Linked DNA regions of Homo sapiens: region 2 is linked to region 1. The links are chromatin loops, found by intact Hi-C in ENCODE. Cell type or tissue: PC-9. All regions are shown on one strand.

Evidence for each region. Peaks named below come from ENCODE experiments on the same cell type or tissue, not always from the same donor. Only the 100,000 strongest peaks of a DNase experiment are listed, where the experiment ranks them.
Region 2: it touches region 1 in a loop (4-fold over the local background); 21 of 110 quality-filtered maps call a loop at or near these places.

What each region holds. Positions count from the first base shown.
Region 1 is chr9:70,108,988-70,113,987 of GRCh38, reverse strand. It overlaps MAMDC2 (MAM domain containing 2), which reads right to left. Exons shown (of 14, transcript NM_153267.5): 4 at 4,184-4,268; 5 at 856-993. Among named protein-coding and RNA genes, the nearest start is that of MAMDC2-AS1, 64 kb to the left of the region's middle. In PC-9, CTCF peaks have their summits at 158, 362 (motif pointing right), 2,581 and 2,784 (motif pointing right); DNase peaks (open chromatin) are centred at 2,147 and 2,847; H3K27ac peaks cover 1,181 bases.
Region 2 is chr9:70,599,818-70,604,817 of GRCh38, reverse strand. It overlaps TRPM3 (transient receptor potential cation channel subfamily M member 3), which reads left to right. Exons shown (of 26, transcript NM_001366145.2): 20 at 1,348-1,476. It overlaps LOC107984011 (a long non-coding RNA gene), which reads right to left and starts at 2,863. Exons shown (of 3, transcript XR_007061572.1): 1 at 538-2,863; 2 at 71-150. RefSeq lists enhancers at 2,661-3,161, 2,851-4,050. In PC-9, a CTCF peak has its summit at 2,181 (motif pointing right); a DNase peak (open chromatin) is centred at 2,217.

The DNA.
Region 1 (5,000 bases):
CACTGTCACCATCAACAAATTATTAGGATGAGTATATTACCTCAATATCTATGCGTAAAGGATCAAAAGAGAAAAAGTTAACTGTTTGCAACAGAATAAAAATTCCTGTTCTTGTTCTTGTTGAAAGGCCAGCTGCCAGAAGCTTCTCACTCCGTGGAGACCTTGGAGTCGAGGATGAAATGTCTTACAACTGTGGGGAGACCTTGGCTTTTCCAAAGCCTACCAGGGTCCAGGTGAGAGCAGTGGTAACCCACAAGTAAGTAAGCCCTTGCCCTTGTCTCTCTTCTGTGGAGGACTTCTCCTCAAAGCTGACTTCTCGCTGGTAACACAACCTCACCTCCCATTTTCCTTGCAGAGAAGCAGCCTTCTTGGCCACTAGGGGGGCCTGTTGCACACCACATTCAGAGCTAATCATCAGTATTGGCTCACCTCACTGTCACTTGGGAAGTTCTTAGGACCCATTCCCATCCTTTGATCTATCTTCAGTGAAAAGTAACCTAGGATTTTTCCAGCCTTGTCTTTAGAAATGAGAAATATTAAACAACAAATATACAAGAAAGTAAAGCATAATATGGAAATATGAAAATGCAAGACTAGGCCACAGGTGAAGGAGAACTTTTAATGGAATGGCCTTCCCCTTAGCTACAGAGCTCACAGCTGCAGTTTGTCTCTACCTCACTGTAGATCCTTCCCTACTCTTCTGTCACACCTCCTGGTTCCTACTTAGTTCCTACTCACCCTCCTCCCTCCTCTCTTCCCTGTTGACAGAAGCCACAGCTAGGTCAGTGCAGGAAGTGGGAGGAGACAGCAGAAAAATTTATCCTGGGAAAAGGACTCTATTTGATCCCAGCTCACCCAGTTCACTCTTGAAGGTGTGATCCTGTGGGAGAATGGAGTGGACATTCCGAATACTTCCTCCTCCAACAAACCAGTTCACATTGGGATTCCAGCGGTTCACAAAGCCACAGAGATGATTTTCTTCAAAGTCACATTCTGGGGAAGGGAAACAAAAACACTTCATGGAGACACAGTCACACCTGGGTACACGCATCCTACTACAGAGTTTGCTCTTAGATATTCAGAAGTTTCTCTCTTCCTTTGCCCACTGCAACCTTTCTACCAGGACCCCTGCACAATTTTGGCCAAGAAGAGAGACAGATCCTGTAATGAATCAAGATTCTAATTCATCATTGGCCCTTTGGATTATGGCCCTTCCACTTATTAGCCATGTCACTTGGAGCATGACTTACCACTTTTTGTAGCCTCTGTGTCTCCATATGTGAAATGGGGACAATGTTCCCACTTCACAGAGCTATTGTAAGTGTGGAGAGCTCCCAGCATAGTGCCAGGCATGTGGTCAGTGCTTGGTACAAGTCAGCTATTTTTATCAGTCACCTCTGTCTCAAAGAGCTGTTCAGGGTTATGCTCGTAGCTCTAGAAAATTTTTTCCACAACCCTTTCTTGAATCTACTGGCCCAGTCCTCCATTCCTTTCTCTTCTCATGATGAACAAGTTGCCCAGAGCTGAGGGACATGTGTCTGAGATGCTAAAATTCCCTGTTTTTCTTATAAATCAGAACCCAGGTAAAATAGGTGGGGCAGATATATCCTAGGTTCTGGTCCCTTTTGCAGCTACTGAGTAGAGAAGAGAGAGAAGATAATCAGATCCCCCTCTTCTACCCTTAGTGTCATTGGCATGTTTGCATGGATATATTGGTCTCCATCAACAATTGTTCCTTAAAAGGGAGCAAGAAACCCACAAGCTAATGCCTCCATTGACCCTTATAATCACACAGTTAAACTAGGAAGTATAATTGTGCTGGCCACTGGCCCCCTGCGGATCCACGTTGCTCTTCTCCACCTGATAGGTCCTGCAGAGGTTGACCTATCCGGACTGTATCAATGGGCTACCCTGCCTTCCATCTCCCTGTTGGATTCGACCAATGGAGGGTGGAAGGAGAATGAAATCAGGGGTTTACTTGCCCAGCAGTCTCCCAGCCAGGTCGCCATGAGTTGGCAAGTCTTGTCAAGCAGCCCTTGTTTGACAAATAGCTATTGTTTACAGGTACTGGAAACTCCTCCTCCCTTGTCCTTTCAGACCAAAAGAAGATAACAGCTCCTGAATCATCACTGTTACTAGTCCTGGGTCACAGAGCTATTCCTTGCTGGCTTCCTTTACCACTCACACCTTTGTGGTCTCTTCAGTGAGCTTCCCTCAAATTACTCAGGTTGACTGTACCCTCTGTTTCCTCCTTCCTGCCAGGATCTTGACTGGTGTAGTCAGCAATGTGTTTTTACATTAGCAAGCACTGAACATTTCTAAGATTTTCATTTTCAATGTTTCCACCACAGTGTCTGCTAGCCAATGCCCTAACATTCAGTGCCAAATGCTGCCTAAGAGTAAAATAAAAAGCAAAATATTCCTCAATATGCCAGGCTCCATTCTGAGCACTTTACATAAATTAACTTATTCAATCTTCAAAGCAGCCCCATGACATAGGCACTGTTACTAACCTCATTTTACAGATGAGCAATGGAGAGAGGCAGATAAAGTACCCAGAAAGAAAGAAGTCAGAGTGTGATCATAGAGTTTAACAAGATAAAAGTGTTGGCATCCTTTTGTTTTAAACAAATCAGAAGTCACCACATCATTTGAAGAAAGGCAATTAACATGTTTTGGATGTCCAGCACTGTATATACCAATTATTTTCATAACCAGGATATTCCTCCTCCTAAGAATCCTAGGAGGGAAGCTTTTTATTCCCATTTTACGGATGCCAAGAGGCTGAGGCTCAGTAAGCTGACTGAGCCAGCAGGTGGCGCTCCACCAGAGGTGTCTGACTTCCCTGTCGTTCACAAGCTGTGCAGATGCCAGGTGGAAGCCCAGCGGGAGGCTCAAGGAAAAGAGCCTGAGCCTCACTGTATCTTCAGAAAATGGTCTGTTTTCTTTCACTTGCCCTAGAGATATCATTGAGGTCAAAACAGACAAGTGAAACGTAAGGGAATTAGCAAAGGCTTTTTTGTTGTTGTTGTCGTTCAGAATATTCTTTGACTCTCCTTTCTCTTCCCCGTCACATTCATTTAGCCTTCAAGAGTTGTCAGTGCTGAAAAATCTCTCAATTCTACTGCCTTTTTCCAATTCCACTGCTAATTCAGTATTACCCTCATTATGCCCCCTCTGTAATGTCACAGCTGCTTCCTAGGGGTTTTCCCACCTGCTATGCATTTTCTTTGTACCCAACTCATTTTCCACGTGGCAGCTGGAGTCATCTGAAAGTGCAGCTGCACACTTCTCCCCTGCTGGCTGACCCACATGATTCAGCAGGTCCAAGCTCCACATCCTGCATCCACACTCTTCCATCACAAACTCCCTTAGCAGTCCTGGTCTCACTTCAAACACCCTACTCAGCCTCTTGCCTTTGCCTGAACCTGCCCTGTTTCTTTCTCCCCACAGGGGTCTGGCCATGGAGAACCCTTGCCTTCCTACCCTGCACCTCCACTTAACTAAATTCTTCTCCTTCTTGAAACTCCTGCTCCAGTGCACTGTCCCTATTCAGTCCTCTCCAATTTCCTCTCCTCCTCCCTGCGCCTCTCCACTGCACAGCTTGTCCTTCCTCAGCAGTATTTGCCATATGCAGAACTAGCTTCAATGTAGACAAATAGGAACTGAACCACCATAGGACAGGGTTTATCCTTTCTTTATGCCCTCTTGGAAGCTGGCAGATAAGAGACAGCCAACCAACTCTGCTCAAGTGAAATCTAAGTGACAACTGTGATTATTAAGAGGAGAGCCGTGGTGTGCCAAGAGAGAAATAAGGGAAAGGAGGTAATACAATGTCTGCTTTTCTGGCACATGCTACAAAAAGCTGAGTTTCCAGCAATTTGTAAATTATTTTAATCAGAATGTGTTGAGGTTAAGGTGGCAGCTCTGAAGTTACAGTTCCTGCATCTATATTTCTTTCATTAATCCAGACTGTACAGGCAGATTCTAATGAGCCTTCCCACACTAAAGACAAAAAACATACAGTATTCAAATGAATCTAGCAAAGAATTTAAACCAGTATGCATTATGCAGTGCATTCTATAAAATAGTTGGTCTTTAGGATTGATTCAGTTCCCTCTGGCAACAGTAACTTTTAGAAAAAGATTCACAATTTGATTTAATGAAAATGAAGCCCACTTACCAATACAGTAGCCGGTTGTCATCTTGATTTCAAATAGTGCGATGCTGGCTGTGTTTCCCTGTCCTAGTACACCTTCTATTAAAATCTGCACAACATATGGGGAAGAAGGGGAGTTAGACTTCAAAACATCATGTTTCCTTGGTTCAGTATTTCAGCTATTAGTCTGGAGCTGTTCAGCCACTTAAGGCAAAACAGGATTGTTAGTCTCAGCTAATTGCTATTGGATACCAATTTCACTACGGACTTTACTAGAAGAATGTGTGTGTATATATGTGTGTGCATGCGCATGTGCACATAAACTCATACATCAAAACTTCAAGGTAAATAAGGCATCTGATAGAAGCTCAGAGTCAGCTGTCTTTTCTTCTCTTGCTATCCCAACCACCACCACCTTCAGTGCTTGTGGTAGCACTTGTGGTCCTGTTTCTGAAAGTAATCACTTTTTCTCCTGTGGTTTTAGCCCTATATTCTGCAACTATGCTGGCAGATTTAGGAGGTGATAACTGCTGGGAAGAAGTTGTTAAAGAGAGAACTCAGAGCCCCCATGCTCCATCCTCAACCACTGGCTGACAGGGAAGGACTCCAAGCAGACAGTGGGTATTGGAGAGTAAAGCATTTCAAGCCTTTCAAAGAAGTGGGATGGGATAGGAAATTGAAAGACGGATTAGGAATGGGGAATATTTTCATGATGGCTCCATTGTGTCCCCGATGAAATATTTTCAATAAACATCACACTTCATGGCCAGGTGTGTCTGGATCCCATCCTCCTTCCTTATCCAGTCCACACCCAGCTTCACCTTACATTCGCTACCTTCCT
Region 2 (5,000 bases), 490 kb before region 1:
AAACTTAGCTGGGTGTGGTGGCACGTGCCTGTTATCCCAGCTACCCAGGAGGCTGAAGTAGGAGAATTACCTGAGCCCAGGAAGTCAATGCTACAATGAGCCGAGATCACAATGCCACTGCACTCCAGCCTGGGTGACGAGAGTGAGACCCTGTCCCAAAACATAAGAGAATTAGTAGAGAAAGCAGCATATCCCCCAGCAAGGCTGCAGCTTCCTCCACCTTCTAAGCTGCCTTCCCAGCTACAAAGTCATGCAGTACCTCCAGACCCCTCAAGGCCTCAATCCTTTCACCCACACTGTGTCTATTCTTTGCTACACCACTCTGAAGAGTGCAGCAGATTTTAGTTAATAAACTCCCTCTTGGTTCCTGCTCACAGCCCCTGAGGCCCCTAAGGCCAGTGAGTACCTCACTTGACTTGAGGCATTGTGTAAGGAAGGCCCAGCTAGTCTGCCATTTCCCTTAAGGTGAGTGAGTCTTCTCTCAAGGCTCCTCAGCCCCTTATGCAAGAGCCACCAGTTTCCCTGCACTTCACTCACCTTGACACAACTGAATCTTCCAGGAGCAGTCACCAAACCCTAGGGAGTTCTTCCCAGACATCCAGCAATTCAGCCAGTCACATCAGGATTCAACCCCACGAGCCAGAGCCTCTTGGGGATTAAACCCCACACCCGTCCACAAAAGGCCACACGGACCCTTTCCTTTCTGTAAACTGTGTTGTCTTTTCTTGTGTTGTTTCAATGAAGCAGACACCAGGAAGGAATATCTTATCTTAACTTGATTAGGACAGGAAAGTGGTGAAATGAAAACAGGTAAGACCCTCCCAGGGCACTGACAAGCGAAGCACTTTAAGCCTGGGCTATTTTTATGTTGGTTTGACCAATTTACAGGTGTTACATGTGTCTTCCTCTTCCTTTGCTTCTCACAGACACTTATTCTGCCTGGCATTCGTGAGGCAAAAATCCACTGTGCTGCCCTAGTTTAAGAACCTAAGGTCCACGCCTGAGCAAGAGCCGCCACTGACAGCCAAGGCTCCCTTTTTAGCCAAGAAAACACACAAAAATGGGTAACTGCAAGGCGAAATGATGCATCATGACACATAGATTTAAACGAAGCACCAGAGCCCCAGAGATACATGTACAGGTCAAAAGGAAGATTGCATATTATAATCCTTCAAGTATTACTGTCTTTTCTAATTCTTTTGTTAGTTTAGCACCTTCAAGTTCCTTTTGTCATAAAGTCTGTGTCCTGCTTGCTGACCCTGCTCTGTGCTGCTGTGCAGTGGCCTTGGCTGATGCTGGGGCTCCTGGGCCTGAACAGCCAGAGCACTGTATTGTGTCTCCTTACAGCTGGCGTATATCGGATACCTGATGCTCTTCAACTATATCGTGTTAGTGAAGATGGAACGCTGGCCGTCCACCCAGGAATGGATCGTAATCTCCTATATTTTCACCCTGGGAATAGAAAAGATGAGAGAGGTAACGGCTTTTATAAAAGAAAACGTAAGAGAAAGACAGTGGTTAAGTTCTATCTGTGGATGGAGGGGACAGGAAGATGCCTGGGATGCAAATTAAGCCGGAAACTGTTTTCTCTAACTCTACCACAGCTGCTTCTTTGCTCCTCTGACAAACCTGGGGAGGCTTCACAGTGTGGTGCTTATAGGGGTGTAACTCCCTGAGTGCTTAGGATTTGGTCTATTCTCTGCTAACGTAGCCTTTGTCCCAAGAAGGCCTCTAGTTGTTTTTGATGCCTCATCCCTATAAACATGACTTTCTAGATTTTGCCACTTTTAACTCCCATTTCTCCCCCTTATTCTGGGTGTCTTCGGACACAGTCTGCCAATACCTGTGACTCTCTGGATGTATTTCGGCTGCTTTAGGAGGAACTCTGCTTTCACTCACTGATTGGATTTATTCTCTGGTTTATTTCTTAACATTCTGCTCGTACCTGCTGGGCACCAACCACTCTGCCAGCAGGAGGGACCACCAAGGTGAACTGAACACAGATCCTTCAGGTTGTGAGTGCAGGGTCCCTCTTTTCTCCCCCCACTTCTATGGCCTAAAAGGAGCCTTCAAAATGCCACCCCTAAATGGTTTATTTGAAATCAGAGCTAACCTCAGGGGCCCATCAGATTCAGAGCTGCTAAAAAGAATGTGATTAAGCGAAAATCCACAAGAGGGCTCTGCAGCCCCACTCAATGTTCACCACAAGCTCCTATTTCATCAGGGAAAGCCATTAGGAAGGCAGGCTTAGGAGGTAGTGCTGATTTCTCTGCATTTTTCCTGAAATGACAGTAAGCAGGACAGGCCCTTTCTGGAAGAAATGCTCCCGTTCAAGTCCACTGGGTCTTTAAGAGCTCAAGAACAACCCTAATTGCTGTACTGCAGTGGGTGGGAAAACATACTGGGCACCATAGGAAAAAAGGACTCCTACAAATCCACAACTTCATTCTTGCCTTCATTACAAAGACAGGTTAAAAGGCAAGGGTTTCAGCTCTATAATGTTCTCTTCCAGAGAAAAGATGCAGTATCTGTTAGATGCAGTTGTATTGGGATCATAAAAAATGTCTTATCTCTTAAGCCCTTCTCTTGAGTTTTTAAACTATTTGGGTGATATTTTAACTCTGACTACCATCTCCCCATCCTGAGAACTTGGGAATGGCTCTGCTAGTCTCATTTTACAAGAGCCTGGATTTAAAAAAAAAAAAAAAAAAGGAATGCCTTGCCTTGTTCCAGCTGGTTGTCTGCACTTCGGTCTTCCCATTCATGGTGCCTTTTCTTCTTGACCAATGTTGTGGATTTCCCATTTGTAAACTGAAAAACAGTAATAAATTTGCTTTGGTCTTTGTGCAGCTCTCTGAGAACTGAGGCCCGCTCCTGCTGGGGCCCTGTGGCTGTGCTGTGCCAGCTGGCACTCGAGCGATTTAACGCCTAGACGCATATTCCTTCCCCATGATAAGCAGAAAAGGGAAGGACTCGAGCAGGGAGATTGGAGTCTCTCCAGGGACCAGACTGGGAGAAGACAGGGAGCAGTCTGTACTCCACGGACTGTTCTGGCAGAGGCTGCCAAACGGGCAGGCTGCCAGGAGCCTCGAGGCCTGGATATCCATTTCTCCTGAAGAGGCATAGAATAGCAGGGAGGGCAGGGCTTTGGAGGCTGGAGTCAGGAAGGGGTCAACTGAAGATTCCCGCTTCCCGTGGGGAGTGAGGCGGTGACCACCTCCGAGTCTGACCTTTTCCTCTGCGGCTCAGTGAGGCGGCGCCCCAACCCCTGTGTCCTGCCCTGAACTCACTGAAGAGTTGCTTGACGACCAAAGGGTGAGGACCCCACAGGCCATGCCCTTCCTGCCTCTTCACAGTCAGCACGCAGGACCTCCAGGGCTCAGACGCAAGATCCTGGAAATGTGGAAAAGTTTGCATGCTTTGGTGCCTTCCCAGGGATACACAAAAGGAAGGCTTTGTGGTTTCCCATGATACCCCCATTCCCAGCCCCACATACTTCTGCCCGGAGTCACCAAAGCAAGCCCCGGTAATCCCTTAATAGCATGGCACTGTTTACAGCATGCGTGGGTAGACGTTATCTCATCTGGATCCTACCCCCGCCGACAACTCTGTGAGGTCGATGGCGTGACTATGATGACGTCCCACTGCACAGGTCTGGGAACTGAGACTCAGGGTTTTAGCAATTTCCCCGTATCCCACAGCTAGAAAGGACAACTGAGTATGCAACCTGACAGATCCGTCCCTAGACTCACTGCTCTTTCTACTCCCCCACGATGCTCCTCAGGCTCCCAGGGTTCTAAGACAGGTGCCTGAGGGCTGGTTCGAGAGGTGGAGGAGGCAGGGGGGATTCTTGACTTTCCACTTCTGCCTCACCCCGGACTGTTCTGCTCTCATCTCTTTTTTAATGTTGGGACTTTACCAAAAAATGCTTCACTATTTAAAAATGATACTACAAACCTCTGTGTTTAGCAGTTTTAGGAAAGTGTGAGCAAAGGGTTGGAAAAGCTCAAGGCATTGCCCATCAACCCCCTCTCCCAGCTACATACACGGATTTTTGCTCTGTTAAGATGCAGCCAGGGAGTGAGAAGCCATCAGGACAACACCAGCTGCAGAGATTGCTGATGACTAGGGCAGTGGTTCTCAAACTGTGGCCACCAGCAGGAGCTGGGAACTTGTTACACATGTAAATCCTCCACCCCACCCCCAGCCTCCTGAAGCAGAAACTCCAGACTGAGGGCCCAGCATCTATATTTTACCCAGCCTTCCAGCTGATTCTGATGTGCACTGAAGTTTAGAAACCCTGGGCTAGGGCTTAGGGCAGGACACTGCCTGTGAAAAATAGGGCTCTTGGGTAGCTCCTGGTACCCTGCTCAGCTTCCAAGTCCCAGCCCTGACTTACGAAAACCTGTCTTCCTTAGTATTTCAGAATTAGGTAAATCATTATAGTGGACATGAGGATTCACACAAATAGCTGGATATAGACCTGCCTCCAGTCTTTTCTCTCCTCTCCTTTGAGAGGTTCTGAGGTGGGGAAAGGGGTTGGTCATGGTTTGAAGAGATGGAATCCTCAGAGGTAAACACCAGCAATTGAGGAAGGTGGCCCTGGTGCACAGCTTCACTAAGTGGCATTCCCTGGCTTCTCACATCCTGGGGTGGTCTGTGATGCAGGATGGGTGCAACTTCTGCTGTCCAGCTGTGCATTTCATAGACCCATGTGTGGTAGCCCCTCTAAGTTTAAGGTAAGGCAAGAGTCCCACAAAGGAGTTAGGATATGCAAGGAACTGGAAAATTGCTGTTAGTGCCTACACAACAGTCAGTCTGTTGACAAATATGTATTGAGTTTCTATTATGTAACAGGCCTGGGGTACAAAGGGTCTGCCCTCAGAGTTTCAGTCTAGGAAAGAGAGAAGAATGGATGGACAGATGAATAAATAGATGATTGATCAATTGATTGATAGGCAGACACACATACTCATACACACATACATATAAAAGCTACA